2 separate regions of the Homo sapiens genome follow, and region 1 is linked to region 2. A link is a loop called in an ENCODE intact Hi-C map of the cell type or tissue named here. Cell type or tissue: breast epithelium. All regions are shown on one strand.

Region 1 (8,000 bases), 510 kb after region 2:
AGAGAGAGAGAGAGAAGAAGAAGAAGAAGAGACACAAATCTCTACCTCCCATGTTAAGCTTTGCAGGACAGGGAAAGAAAGGGTATGAGACACGGCTAGGGGTAAACTCTTAGTCCAAAACCCAAACATGCAATAAATAAAACTCCCTTATTTGACAGCTTGATTCCTAACCTCCTGCTTTTTTTTCTGCTAGGGTGAAAGAAGCTTAATCTCAGTTTTTTTCAGGGGCTTCTCCACATTTCTTGAGACTTTTGTCAAGGTTGGGGGCCATTTATATTCAATCTTCCCCTCTGTCTCCAGCTTAACAGCAGACAGCTGACTCAGCTCGCTTGGATTCAACATTCTCCCAAAACGCTGTTGTGAAGACAAAACAAAAGCCAGGTAATTAAGACCGGATGGTTAAGACAGGTAATTAAGACCGGATGGTTAAGAGAAACAAATAAATGCAGTGAAGTGTCAAGCTGAAAACGGGCCAATGAATTGGATTCTGGTAAACTGACTCATAACTGCCCCCCAGTGGCCATGTTGTTAAAACCCGAGCCTCCTCCCTTGGCCGGCGCGGTGGCTCACGCCTGTAATCCCAGCACTTTGGGAGGCCGAGGGGGGCAGATCACGAGCTCAGGAGATCGAGCCCATCCTGGCTAACACGGTGAAACCCTGTCTCTACTAAAAATACAAAAAAATTAGCCGGGCGTGGTGGCGGGCGCCTGTAGTCCCAGCTACTCGGGAGGCTGAGGCAGGAGAATGGCATGAACCCAGGAGGCGGAGCTTGCAGTGAGCCGAGTTCGTGCCACTGCACTCCAGCCTGGGCGACAGAGAGAGACTCTTGTCTCAAAAAAAAAAAAAAAAAAAAAACGAGCTGCCTCCCCAGCCCAAGCTCATCTTCCCAGGATGGCCATCTCATCTAGCTGGCCAATCAGACTCTCAGAGAGATTTGAAATTTGGACCTGAGAAACTCAGTCTGGTTGCTGCTAGAGCAGAAGTGAGTTTCTGGCAGTGTCCCAAGGAAAGAGGTCTATGAACTTCTGTCCTGAGGTCCCTGGAACTGCCTCACTTCCTGCCCCAGCTCCAGGCTGGGAGCTTCAGCTGGTCTTTCAGTTCCATGAGATGTCCCAGCATCTTTCCTTTAAAAAAATTTCTAGGCCAGGCGCGATGGCTCACACTTGTAATCCCAGTTCTTTGGGAGGCCAAGGCGGGCAGATCACTTGAGGCCAGGAGTCTTGAGACCAGCCTGGACAACATGGCCCATCTCTACTAAAAATACAAAAATTAGCTGAGCATGGTGGTGGTCGCCTGTAATCCCAACCACTCAGATGGCTGAGGCATGAGAATCGCTTGAACCCAGGAGGCAGAGGTTGCAGTGAGCTGAGATCATGCCACTACACTCCAGCCTGGGCAACAGAGCGAGACTCCATCTCAATTTAAAAAAAAAATTCCTAAAGGGCCATGGTGGCAATTTAGCACCTCAGGAATAACTTATTGGTTTAGGTCAGTTCTTGGCGGGGGATGATGGATGTATGTGTGTTAAAATAGACATAACAGGGGCTGGGCAAGGTGGCTAACGCCTGTAATCCCAGCACTTCCAGAGTCTGAGGTGGGCGGATCACTTGAGGCCAGGAGTTCGAGACCAGCCTGGGCAGCATGGCGAAACCCCACTTCTACCAAAAATACAAAAAAAAAAAAAAAATTAGCCGAGCATGGTGGCCTGGGCCTATGGTCCCAGCTGCTCAGGAGGCTGAGGCAGGAGGATCCCTTGAGCTGGGGAGTCAGCTGAAATCGTGCCACTGCACTCCAGCCTGGGTGACAGAATGAGACCCTGTCTCAAAAAACATGTGTGTGTGTGTGTGTGTGTGTGTGTGTGTGTGTGTACACACATAACAAGGCCATGCACAGTGGCTTATGCCTATAAACCCAGCACTTTGGGAGGCTGAAGCAGGAGGATCATTTGAGTCCAGGAATTTGAGATCAGCCTGGGCGGTATGGTGAGATCTTACATATTTTTTAATCTCTACAAAAAAAAAACAATTAACTGGGCACGGTGGTGTGTGCCTGTGGTCACAGGTACTCAGAAGGCTGAGGTAGGAGGATTGCTTGAGCCCAGGAGGTTGAGACTGCACTGCAGTGAGCCATAATATCACCACTGCACTCCAGGCTGGATGACAGAGCAAGACTCTGCCTAAAAATACATATATATATATAGGTGTGTGTGTGTGTGTGTATGTGTGTATGTGTGTGTGTATATATATATATATATATATAGACAAAATTTACCATTCTAAACATTTTTATGTGTACAATCCTACATTCACTTTGTTAGGCAAACATCACCACTATCCATCTCCAGACTTTTCTCATTGTCCCAACCTGAGACTCTGTACCCATTAAATGCTAACTCACCATTCTCTCCTCCCCCAGCCTCTGGTAACCACTATTCTTCTTTCTGTCACTATGAATTTGACAGCTCTAGGTATTTCATGTAAGGGGAATCACATAGCATTTGTCCTTTTGTGACTAGCTTATTTCACCAGCATAGTGTCGTCAAGGTTCATCCAAGTTGTAGCATGCTTCAGAACGTTATTCCTGTTAGTCATTAGGCTAACATTCCATTGTATGTATCTGCCACATTTCGTTTATCCAGCTAATCTGCTGATGGACGTGTGGGTATCTCTCTTTTCTTGCTAGCCAGAGTTTGCAGATCTTGGTTTCTGTCACTTGCACCAAAAGCACCTGAACTTGGGCAACAACCCATCAATCACCCGGGCATTGACTCAGAGGAGCCCCATGTGCTTGCTGCTCTTGCTCCTCCACAGAGGCAGTGCTACCTGCTTTGGTCCCTCCCTGGACTGTGAGTCCCTGCTCCTTGATCCAGGAATTTCTCTCCACCCTCCTTGCTATCAGGGGTTACAGCTAAATATGATCAAACTCCTTCCTCCAGGAGCTCCCAGCCTGGGGATGACAGAATCAATAACATACAATGTAGTCAGGCCCAGACCTTTGCTTGCAGAGGCCAAAGCAAACATGGGGGTGGGAGTGAGGCCGGCAGGGCCTAGGTTGACAGAAAAGTCAGGACAACATCAGATGCGGCAAGAAGTTTCAAAGTCCTTAGCCAGCACCAGGGTCAAAGCCAGGGAGTCAGAGTTCAAAGGCCTAAAAAACAGGACAAGGCTAAAAACAGGAAGCTCAGGGCCGGGGTTCTGGCAAGCTGGAACAGAATGTCGTTGTCTTGTGTTTTGTTTTGTTTTGTTTTTAAATTCAGGAGCACTGAGGTGTCAGTCTGAAAACCTGAGTAATCGAGAGTCTATATACACAAAGTCAAATCCCCACCCTAGCACATAATAAAAAGCCTGCCAGAAACTTCTGATGGTTCAGAACTGGAAGAGCTTTTCTCACGTGCATTCAGTTGCTTTTCAAGAAGGATATTCCCAGTCTTTTCAAGGCAGGCAGATAGATGGCTGACCTTAAACACACACAAATACAGAAAGGACTTCGGTCATTCTGATATACAGAGTTTTCCAGCTGTGGTCATCCTAAAGCAAATAAACCTTTTCTTGAACAACTTGTATGACTGACCTTTTGCCTTGTAGAATACAGGTGGCTGGGTACATGGGGGAACCAACTGGAACAGGAAGGGAAGAAAATGAGAGAACAACTCTGGATACTACAAAGAGCATTTTACTGGGAGTCACAGAGGACGGCTCGCATGTCCTCTTTCTACACAGCCGTCTTAGACACCATGAATCCTTGAAGCAGATGACCAGATGTCCTGCGGCTGGTTTCAGCAGGCCTGTTTGAAATATTATTAGTCTTTCTCGGATGGGCCGCATGAACACATATTTTCTTCCCATGAGAGCATACATGTGCTTGCACGTGTGAGAGCAACTATTGAGAGTCATCAGCAGCCTGAGCTGGCACTTGGGGACACAGCTGATGCAATGGTTTAAAAGCACTGTCTCCAAGCCAGGTGCAGTGGTGCATGCCTATAGTCCCAGTAACTCAGGAGGCTGAGGCAGGAGGATCACTTGAGCCCAGGAGTTCGAGGCTGTCATGTGCCATGATTATGCCTGTGAATAGCCACTGCACTCCAGCCTGGGCGACATAGCAAGAAGACCCCATATCTTTTATTTAAAAACAAAAAGAGTATTATCTCCACACTCAGACTCTGACAGACCATCTATGTTTGAGTCCCAACTCTGTCACTCACTGTGAGGTCTTGGGTAACTACTAATCCTCCTAAGCCTTGGTTTCCTCATCTGTAAAATAGATCAATTATGATACCTACCCCCCAGTGTTGAAAGGATGAAAAGGCAATGTGAGAGAGTGCTTAGCAGATAAGTGCTCAATAGGCCTTATTGTTCCAGAATCTGACTTTTTTCTAGGACCACAGAACATAAGACAGAAAGGAGCTTTCTGTCATTATGAAGATAAGGGAATTAAAGGCCAGAGATGGAAAGCGATTTAGCAAAGGTCATGCTACAAATTACAGAAGATCTGGCACTAGAACTGGAGGCTATACTTTAAAAAGAAGAAACCTCTGATCTACACAAGCCTGAGGCTGGTATGAATATATGAAAGATTGGGGTCATCTGACTAAAGAAGCAATAGTTCAAAGCCTGAGACCTCCTTTTGCATGACCTGGTCTCCCTGGAGAGCCTGGCCTCCATTCATGTATCTTTGATTCTCGCCAAGGAGACTTTGAAGAAGGAATGGGCAAATGCAGAAAGGGACCTCAAATCTCTCCAGAGCCTGGTATTTATGAGCCCAGTTTCCTCTTCTGCAAAATGGCGCTGATACCTTACAGGGCTGCTGTGACAACTGCCAGCTTCTGGTACAGGATCTGGAACAAACATCATAATAAAATGGAAAACAGTATTAATCTCTTAGCAGCTAAAGCAGGAATTCCTATCATGGAGGAAATAACCTTTGTTAAGAAAATGAATTGGCAACCCTGGTTAAGGAAGGACACTCCCCCAGGACATGGAGCTGAGACTTCACAGGAAGGGCTGAAGTTGTTCCAAGCAAACCAGGAGAAACAGCTTTGCCCCTGAGAGCCAGAGGGGAGGGAGACAGAGGGCTGGAGAAGGGGATAGAGGCTGTGCAATGAGCGGCAGGACTGCCCTCCTTCCTGGAGTCCTCAAAAGTGCCATCAATTATTTTGCTTCCTGGCCGGCGCAGTGGCTCTTGTTTGTAACCCCAGCACTTTGAGAGGCCGAGGTGGGAGGATCACCTGAGGTCAGGAGCTTGAGACCATCCTGGCCAACATGGTGAAACCCCATCTCTACTAAAAATACAAAAATTAGCTGGGCGTGGTGGTGCATGCCTGTAATTCCAGCTACTCAGGAGGCTGAGGCAGGAGAATCCCTTGAACCCAGGTGCTGGAGCTTGCAGCAAGCCGAGATCATGTCACTGCACTCCAGCCTGGGTGACAGACCGAGACTCCATCTCGAAAAAAAAAAAAAATGGAGATGGAAACACCAACAATTACAGGTTATTGGGAGAATTACACTGGTTAACATAAGTAAAGTGCCTAGTATTGGACCTGGCTCACAGCAGAGATTGGGTGCTTATGGGTTCCCTTGCCAGAGAAACGCTGCTTCTGTCTTGCAAGTTCTTGCTGGAAGAGGCAAGACAGAGTCAGGTGACACTTATCGGTTCCCACAACTACAACACAAATGCTGATGGAAAAGGAATCATGTAATGAGCAAAAGAATCAAGAAATCACTTGAATCAAGAAACAGTTATTTCCACCCCTAGCACACACTCAGAACTTCCCCCTCGCTCCTCCCTTGCATTCTGATCAAAAAATGAGTCTTAGCCGGGCGCAGTGGTTCACACCTGTAATTCCAGAGCTTTGGGAAGCCGAAGTGGGCAGATCACCTGAGGTCAGGAGTTCAAGACCAGCCTGACCAACATGGAGAAAACCTCTCTCTACTAAAAATACAAAATTAGCCAGGCATGGTGGCACATGCCTCTAATCCCAGCTACTCAGGAGGCTGAGGCAGAAGAATTGCTTGAACCCGGGAGGTGGAGGTTGCGGTGAGCCACGGTCGCACCATTGCACTCCAGTAGCCTGGGCAACAAGAGTGAAACTCTGTCTCAAAAAAAAAAAAAAAAAAGTTCAAAGAGATAGTAAAAAACCATAGTAATTTTTTGCTTTACTGCAGTTTTCAAAGATACATTTTTTTTCATAATGTGGCACCTCTTCAATGTTGGCAGAATTGTCTTTTGCAGGGAATTCCAGGAGACTGCAGATAACTAATTACCATGAGAAGGTAGTCATAAATATGGTTAATGTCTAACTGGTCAGGACTCTTAACATCAGTTTCAGTCAACTTGCTACAGCAAATGTAATCTTCCTATGAAGTCTCTTAAGTTCTCCATCTCTATTTAGCCAGGAGGTGGAGCTTGCCGTGAGCCAAGATTGCACCACTGCACTTGAAACTCTGTCTCCAAAGAAAAAAAAAAAACAAGGAATCCTCCCTGTCCCCTCCAGATCATATGCGTGAGGTTTCTCATCCGAGCCACAGAACACAGACAACTTGTGACTGCTTTCTCAGTTCTCCTAGGATGATGCATAACCAACACCACTCTGGATGCACAGGAGGGAGGTTAACCCATTACATCTACTGCTTATCTTAAGCCAGTTCAAAAAGCCTGTCTCAGGGCAGGGGCCACGTCTTCGAATTTACCCTGTTCCCATCCAGGGCCCTTTGTACCTGGGGGGCCTCACTAAATGTCTAATCATGAATTTCACACTTAGGCATGGGGGCAGGGGTTGGAAGTCAATGTGATAGGGCCCCTTGGCTGTGAGTGAGGGGATCAGTGCAGGGATGTGTCTCCACCGAGATGGCAGTTTAAGCCAGGTCCTGGAGTGTGGATTTAGGTCTTGGAGTTCTGGATTGAGTTGCTGAAAAGCAATTGCTGTCTTGACATGATTTTAGGAAAATTAGTGAGCAGCGCCACCCAGTGGTTAAAAGCCACAATGACTTATCTCTCTGTGAGCTCATTGGGCTGGCTCGTACATAAGCCTAGTTGCTGAGATAGCCCCTTCCTGGTGTGCACACCTTCCACCTTCCCACCTCTCCTTGTATTCTCCCCTTTTGAAGAGAGCTGAGGTATTCAGTACACAGTGAGGGCACAGTGCTTTCAAGGAGCTTTCCTTCCCACTAAAAGTGGGAAGAGAGACCACGCACAAACATACACATCATCAGGTTCTATAACGAAGAATAGAGCAGAGTAAAAGTGATGGCGAGGAGTACACAAAACACCTTTGTACTGTTTGATAGGACCCACCAAGAAGAACAATTTTCTTTGGGAGGCAGAGGTGGGTGGTTCATCTGAGGTCAGGAGTTTGAGACCAGCCTGACCAACATGTATACAACATGGTGAAACCCTGTCTCCACTAAAAATACAAAAATTAGCTGGGCATGGTGGTGGGTGCCTGTAATCCTAGCTACTTGGGAGGCTGAGGCAGGAGAATCGCTTGAGCCTGGGAGGCAGAGGTTGCAGTGAGCCGAGATCGTGCCATTGCACTCCATCCTGGGCAACAGAACAAGACTCCCTCTGGAAAAAAAAATTAATAAGAATCTGATGATTAAAGTTCATATTAAACTTGTCGCTTCCAGCATGGGAAACTGAGCCCCTCACACACTTAACAAACGGACCATTCTGCAAGTCAAAGCCATCAACTCTAGACAAAAATTTAAAATATAACTGAGAACTTGGGTGACTACACAAAAATGGACAGATGTCAGAGGCACACTGAAAACTGGAACCAGCAACAGGCATTTAGGGAGTTCCTATTTTTTGTGGCCTTGGCCTAAGGGTTGGCTAAACCTAACAGAAAGTTTGTGGGCTGGGCACAGTGGCTCATACCTGAAATCCCAACACTTTGAAAGACCGAGGTGGGAGGATCACCTGAGGTCAGGAGTTTGTGACCAGTCTGGCCAATATGGTAAAACCCCGTGTCTACTAAAAATACAAACATTAGGCCGGGCGCAGTG
Region 2 (8,000 bases):
ATGAGATGGAAATTTGGATCTGCACAAAGGAGTACCAAAAATTGTAAACCTATAGGTAAAATCAAAAAAACATTTTTACTTTTTGGGGGTTTTTTTTGTTTTTTTTTTTTGTTTTTTTGAGACAATGTGTCATTCCGTCACCCAGGCTGGAGTGCAATGGCGCGATCCCAGCTCACTGCAACCTCCGCCTCCCAGGTTCAAGCGATTCTCCTGCCTCAGCCTCCCAAGTAGCTACGACTACAGGTGCCCGCCACCACGCCCGGCTAATTTTTGTATTTTTAGTAGAGACGGGGTTTCACCATGTTGGCCAGGCTGGTCTCGAACTCCTGACCTCAGGTGATCCACCCGCCTTGGCCTTCCAAAGTGCTGGGGATTACAGGTGTGAGCCACCACGCCCGGCCCATTTTTACCTTTTTAATCTCTTTAAATGATAACTGGTTCAAGCAAATATAACAGTACAGTGTGGAGTTCTTAGCACATGCAGAATTAAATATATGAAAGTAATAACATTTTCATAAAACATAAAAATGATGGAGGGAAATAGAAGTTACTAGGTAAGACTCTTACACTATATGTGACATGGTCTAATATTATTATCTCCACTGTGGAGGTAAAATGGCATCGGGTACTTAGTCTCAAAGAAGGCAGCATTGTGGAGTAGTACTTCAATAAAAAAGAGAGGAGCTAGCAAAAAAGAAAAAAAGAACAAGCAAATGGGATAAATAAGAAGAAATAGCAAGATGATAAACCTTTCTGTATCAACATATTAAATGTAAATGGTTGCCCGGCGCTGTGGCTCACGCCTGTAATCCCAGCACTTTGGGGGGCCAAGGCAGGCAGATCACTTGAGGTCAGGAGTTCAAGATGAGCCTGGGCAACATGGTGAAACCCCGTCTCTACTAAAAATATAAAAATTAGCCAGACGTGGTCGTGGGTGCCTGTAATCCCAGCTCCTCAGGAGACTGAGGCAGGAGAATCACTTGAACCCGGGAAGCAGAGGTTTCAGTGAGCGGAGATTGCCCACTGCACTCCAGCCTGGGCAACAGAGTGAGACTCTGTTTCACAAAAAAAAAAAAAAAAAAGGAAATGGTTTCTAAACACTTACTTAAAAGACAGATATTGCCATATTGGATTAATCCTGGCTAATTTTGTTTTTTTAGTACAGACAGGGTTTCACCATGTTGGTCAGGCTGGTCTTGAACCCCTGACCTCAAGTAATCCACCCGCCTCGGCCTCCCAAAGTGTTAGGATTACAGGCATGACCCACCACGCCCAACCAGAATATAAAAACCTTGAACAACGCTATCAACCCACTTGACCCAATTGACATTTATAGACAACTCTATCCAAGAATACGTTATTTTCACGTGCACGCTGAACAATTCCCAAAATAGATCACATGCAGGACCATAAGACACATTTCAACAAATTCAAAAGAATTGAAGCCATTCAAGTGTGTTCTCTGACCACAAAAGAACTAAATTAGCAATCAGTAACAGGAATATTTCTGGAAAATCCTCAAATATTTGGAACTAAAAAATACACTTACAAATAATGTATGGGTCAGCCAGGTGCGGTGGCAAACACCAGTAGCCCCAGCTACTCAGGGAGGCTGAGGTGGGAGCAACAATTCAGCCTGGGAGTTCAAAGATAGCTTGGGTAACATAGAAAGACCCTGTCTCTAAAAAAATAAAAGTTTAAAAAAATATAGTATTGCATGTGCCAAGGAGGAAATCGCAAAGGAAACTAAGAAAAAATTTTCAACTAAATGAAAAAAATGTCAAAATTTGTGATACACAACTGAGGTTTCTATCATAAAATGCCTACTATAGCAGTCATTCTCAGCCAGGAGCAATTCTCCCATGCCCAAGACATTTGGCAATACATGAAGACACTTTTGGTTGTCACAACTGGAGAGGGGTGCTGCTGATATCTAGTGACTATAGGCCAGGGATGCTACTAAACATCCTGTCGTGCATAGGACAGTCCCCCAACAATTATAAAGCCCCAAATGTCAACAGCGCTGATGCTGAAAATACTGCTAAATTAGAAAAGCCTCAAATAAATGATTTAAGCTTCCTCACTAAGAGACTAAATAAAGAATACCAAAGTCAGCAGAAGAAACAGATAAACGAAAAGCAGAAATCAATAAAACAGAAACTATAGAAAAGTAATAAAACAAAAAATGGTTCTTAGAAAAAATTCAGTAAGATTGAGAAATCTCTAGTCAGACTGATGAAGAAGAAAGGGGTGAGGAGGGAGGGATATGACATACATGGATCAGATGATTCTATATGGCTAAGATGTCAGTTCTCCCCAAATTGATCTGTAGAACAATGCAATCCTTATCAAAATCCTAGAAGGCTCTTCTGTTGAAACTGGCAAGATGACTGTAAAATTTAAAGGAAGTTCGGGCACAGTGGCTCACGCCTGTAATCCCAGCACTTTGGAAGGCTGAGGCAGGCTGATCACGAGGTCAGGAGATTGAGACCATCCTGACTAACAGGATGTAAACCCCGTCTCTACCAAAAATACAAAAAAATCCCGGCGTAGTGGCACGCGCCTGTAATCCCAGCTATTCGGGAGCCTGAGACAGGAGAATCGCCTGAACGCGGGAGGCAGAGGTTGCAGTGAGCCAAGATTGCGCCACTGCATTCCAGCCTAAGCGACAGAGTGAGACTCTATCTCAAAAAAAAAAAATTAAAGGAAATGCAAAGGATATAGATTAGCCAAATCTATTTTATAAAAGAAAGAAAAAATTTGAGAATGTATATTACCTGATTTCAATACTCTGAAAAGAATACAGTGAAGAAGACAGTATCGTGGTTTTTTGTGTTTTTTTTTTTTATTGCTGTGGTTGTTCTAAGACAGACGGTCCCAGCCAGGTGCAGTGGCTCTCATCTATAATCCCAGCACTTTGGGAGGCCGAGGCAGGAGATCACCTAAGGTCAGGAGTTGAAGACCAGGCTGGCCAACATGGTGAAACCCCATCTCTACAAAAATACAAAAATTAGCTGGGCATGATGGTGGGTGCCTGTAATCCCTGCTACTCCAGAGGTTGAGGTGGGAGAATCACTTGAACCCAGGAGGCAGAGGTTGCAGTGAGCCAAGATCACACCATTGCACTCCAGCCTGGGCGACAAAACGAGACTCCATCTAAAAAATAATAATAATAATAAGAGAGAGGGTCTGTGTTGCCCAGGCTAGATTTGAATTCCTGGGGTCAAGTTTTCCTCAGGCCTCAGTCTCCAGAGTAGCTAGACTACAGGCATGGACAGCATGGTATTGATGTGTGAATAGACATAAAGGGACAGAGAGGAGTCCAGAAGTAGAGCCACACCAGTATGGTCAATTGTTTTCAACAAAGAAGCCAAGGTGATTCAATAGTTGCTTCAACAAAAAATGACTGAAAAATTGGACTTCATAGCCAGGCATGGTGGTGCACATCTGTAGTCCCAGATACCTGGGAGGTTGAGGCAGGAGGATTGCTTGATCTCAGGAGTTTAAATTTACAATGAGCTGTAATCGCACTACTGCACTCCAGCTTGGGCAACAGAGCAAGACCCAGTCCCCACTCCCCCCAAAAAAAGGACTTCCATATGCAAATAATAATAACTTGAAATGGCTCATAGACCTAAATATAAAAACTAAAACTAAAATTTCTAGAAAAAAATGAGAGAACATCTTTGTGACCTTGAGTCAGGCAAGCATTTCTTAGGTTAGACATAAAATCCACAAATCACAAAAAACTAGTAAGTTGAACTTCATCTAAAAAAACCCACAAACGCCAAACTTCTATTCTCCAAAGACACTGTTAAGAAAAGGAAAAAAGCCACAGACAAGAAAAAATATTTGCAAAAGACATCTTAGATAAATAACTTTTGTCTTTTACCACCAAAGAATATATACAGATGGCAAATAAACACATCAGTAGATACTCAGCATAAACAGCCATTAGGGAAATGCAAGTTAAACTCACAATACAGCACCACCACACATCTACTAGAATGACGAAAATTAAAAAAACTGACAATACCAAGTGCTGACAAAGAGGCAGAGCAACTGGATATCTCATATATTGCTGCTGGAAATGCAAAATGATTCAATCACTTTGGAAAATAGCTTGGCCATTTTTTTTTAATGAAGTTAAACATGTACTTATCATCCAACCCAGCAAACACAGTCCTAGATTTTTAGCTAAGAGGAATGGAAATGTATGTTCACACAAAGTCTTCTCTGCAAAAGGTTATATCAGCTTTATTCCTAAAAGCAAAAAATTAGAAACAACCCATTTGTCCATCAACTGATAAGTGGATAAACAATTTATGGCAGATTTATAGAATGAAATACCTCTTAGCAACCTAAAGAAACAAATCACTGATAAAAGCAAAATCGTGGATTAATCCAAATCATTATGTTAAGTGAGAGAAGCTAGATACAAAAGACTACATACTGTCTAATACTTATATGAAGGTGTAGCAGCCAGGCACGGTGGCTCACGCCTGTAATCCCAGCACTTTGGGAGGCCAAGGTGGGCAGATCACGAGATCAAGAGATCGAGATCATCCTGGTCAACATGGTGAAACCCCGTCTCTACTAAAAATACGAAAATTAGCTGAGCGTGGTGGTGTGCACCTGTAGTCCCAGCTGCTCAGGAGGCTGAGGCAGGAGAATCACTTGAACTCAGGAGACGGAGGTTGCAGTGAGCCAAGATCGTGCCACTGCACTCCAGCCTGGTGACAGAGCAAGACTCTGTCTCAAACAAACAAAAAAAAAGGTGTAGCAAAGGCAAAACTATGGTGACAGAGGCTGGGGTGGGGGCAGGGTGGGGGTTGATGGCCAAGTGGTATGAGGAAATTTTTCAGGATGCTGGAACTGTTCTATATCATGACTTCAAAGCTGGATAAAGGTCAACCGATGCCTTAAACACAGCCCAACAATGATACCCCCTTGGCCCTTTCACTGCCTGAAATAAAGAACTTAGGGGTCCCTCACACAAAGCATCTGATGAGTTAACACTAGCCAGATCCAGGCAGCTATGTTTGCATTGAATGGAAGCAAAACTTTCCTGCCTTGAGACAGAAACAAAGGTGATATCTGATGACACCTTCAAATCAAAGTTTTTAACTACTCACTTACCAGCCAAAGACAATTGTTTTTATTCTTTTGCAGATTACAGTTGAACATGGCAAATAAAGACAATTACCAAACAAACAGACGAAAAAAAATCTGACTAAAGTTGAGTGTAGCTGTGAAAAGTTAAGGGCATGACACCTAGGGTAGGGGTGGAGGGGATGGACAGTCTGTAGTGTCCCCTTCCCTTGGTCCCCTAAGCAAATTCCTTTTTAACTTAATGATTATCCAAGGCTGCATGGCTTTTATCTTTTTATTCCGCCTCTCAGATCCATAGCTCTAGTCCTAGTGATAGTGACAAGAGGCAGAGAAATTCTAGGCAGAGAGGGGTGGATCCCTGGTGAAGCCCCACCCTCAAGCCAAAAAGCCTGAGACCACAGCCCAAAGTGAGAACTTATATCCCCATTTTCCTGCTTGAATGTTGCCTTTTCCTAAACTACCATGGTCCTGCCCTGCCCCATCCTGTGCCTATAAAGACCCCAGACTCAGCCGGTAGAGAGGAGAAGCAGCTGCATGTTGGGGACTATGGCCAAAGTCAGAGAGAACCAGCTTGACTTCAGAGGGACAGCTTGACAGTGTAACTTCAAAGAAGAATCTGGCCAGAGACTGCTGGACCTCAGGGGAAGATTACCTACATTCCCTGGCCCCTTTTCAACCTCCCTTCCCTCTGAGAGCCACTTTCATCAGCAATAAAATCCTCCACATTCACCATCCTTCAATTCATTTGTGTGACCTCATTTTTTCTGGATGCTGGACAAGAGCTTGGGGGCCACAAGTGTGGATACAAAAGGCTGTCACACTGGCCCTTTGCCCTCACTAGTGGAAGGCAGCCATCCCACATGAAAAGGCAGAGGGCCCACTGAGCTGTTAACACTTAAGCTGTCTGCGGATGGCAGAGCTAAGTGAGCAATGTAACACGCCCTCTGGGGCTTCAGGGGTCACAGGCACCCCCACCCTAGATGCTGCCTGGGACCTGCACAGCATTCGCTACTGCCAGTGCCTAAAAGTGCTCATGCTGGCTCCTGCACCTGCTCACCTGCACGCTCCCTCCTGTGAGTGGTGCAATACAGCCAGTCTGAGTGAGTGGAGTTTGCTGCTGCCAGTGCCAAGGTGGCCAGCTGGTTCCAGCACTCATGCACTCCAGTTCCTGTCTCATTCACTCCCACACTCCCTCCTGTGAGGAGTTGAGAGCTGCAGGCTGAGTAAATGAGGCACCCTTGTTGCAAGTCCCTTGAAGGGGTCAGGGAAATAGCCTGCTTCCACAGGGCCTATCCAGGATTTCTCAGAAGGGCAAATAAATGCAGATCTGCCATATCTGTCTCTTCACTTTTTTCCTAAGACTTCTTGTCCTCAGACTTTCCTCTGAGCTATGCCATTTGCAGAGGACAGGATGCAATCCTGCCACCTATCTCTTTGTTTCAGGTGAAAGGAATGTTGGCTCTGTTTCCCTTCAAAGAGGTCTAGCCATCGGGTGGGACCAGAATAAAGTCCTGGGGCAACTGAAGGCATCTGGAGGAGGCCACTCCTTGGTGTTGCCAGAAGGCCCCTAAACTGGATCCCATCCCCGATAGCACTTAAGGCGTTGACCAACACCCCTGGACCTTTCTATGGTATCTTTCCCTTTCTTCTTTCATGGTTAAAAATGGCTCCTCTCTCTCCCTTTATAATGATAAGGGTTTTGCTGCAAACTGCAGAAATGTTACTAGGTAGAATGAGCATTTGGCTCAGCCACCAGATATGCAATTCAGAACAATGTGACTTCCATTTGTTCTTAGAGGTGCGACCCCCACGCCCAACCCCAACAGCCACAAAGGTGTGCAGCACGTGGCTGTTCCCCTCCTCACCCTTCCCTCCCAGCTACGGCACCTGGGCGTGTCCACAGCATGCACATGAAGTGCCCAAGGGCAGGGTGGGAGAGAACTGTGGCTGCTGCCCAGGCCCCAGGGCAGTCTTGGGGGCCAGGGGCCCAATGCAGCCAGTTGGCCAGCATTTCCCACTCACCATCCCCTCCTTCCACATGCCCACAGAGTCTTTCCTCCCCCAGACAGCCGAGGGGTCCAGCTCCGTCCAAACCAGAGGAAGGATATAGTGATTAAAGGAACCCATTTACAGAGAGCAAGAGGTTCTTCCCCCTCTTAAGCTGTTTTGTTTTTTCCCTCTTTCCTTTTCTATGCGAGGAGGTTCTTTTCCTACCTCAGCACTCTGCTTATGATAGAAAAGCAGTGGAGGAGCGAGCCCACTGGCTAATAACTGCAAATTTGGCAAGGCCTGCCTGGGACTTAATCTAAATGAATCCATGCACCCCCGAGACACCTTTTCATCCCAAACTCATTTTTTTTTTTTCTTGAGATGGAGTCTTGCTCTGTTTCCCAGCCTGGAGAGCAGTGGCACAATCTTGGCTCATTGCAACTTCTGCCTCCTAGTTCAAGCAATTCTCCTGCCTCAGCCTCCGGAGTAGCTACGACTACAGGCGCCCGCCACCACGCCCAGCTAATTTTTGTAGTTTTAGTAGAGATGGGGTTTCACTATGTTGGCCAGGCTGGTATCGAACTCCTGACCTCTTGATCTGCTCTCCTCGGCCTCCCAAAGTGTTGGGATTACAGGCGTGAGCCACTGTGCCTGGCCCAATCCCAAACTCAATTCTAAACTTCAGGTTGAAGCCCTAGAAAGGAAAATCAGATCTGAGGGATTCAAAGCCAAGCAACAGGCACAGTATCAATGGGCAGGACTAATTCCTGCCAATTAAGCCCCTGCTTCATGGAAGGAGGCCACACTCCATGGCATAGATAAGGCCCAAGGAACCCAAAGGTTGCCGACAGTAGGGGGCATGGAGGCGTAAGTGAGTGCAGATAATTCCTATTCTCTAG

The links. Peaks named below come from ENCODE experiments on the same cell type or tissue, not always from the same donor. Only the 100,000 strongest peaks of a DNase experiment are listed, where the experiment ranks them.
Region 1: a loop joins it to region 2, with 27 times the contacts of the local background. A loop is called at or near these places in 80 of 110 quality-filtered maps.

What each region holds. Positions count from the first base shown.
Region 1 is chr17:35,968,656-35,976,655 of GRCh38, reverse strand. It overlaps CCL16 (C-C motif chemokine ligand 16), which reads left to right. Exons shown (of 3, transcript NM_004590.4): 3 at 1-157. Among named protein-coding and RNA genes, the nearest start is that of CCL16, 8.8 kb to the left of the region's middle. In breast epithelium, a CTCF peak has its summit at 6,930 (motif pointing left); a DNase peak (open chromatin) is centred at 6,965; H3K27ac peaks cover 618 bases.
Region 2 is chr17:36,473,770-36,481,769 of GRCh38, reverse strand. It overlaps LOC105371749 (a long non-coding RNA gene), which reads left to right. Exons shown (of 3, transcript XR_934710.4): 3 at 5,173-5,852. Among named protein-coding and RNA genes, the nearest start is that of ZNHIT3, 8.9 kb to the left of the region's middle. In breast epithelium, no CTCF peak of the experiment used is centred here; no DNase peak of the experiment used is centred here.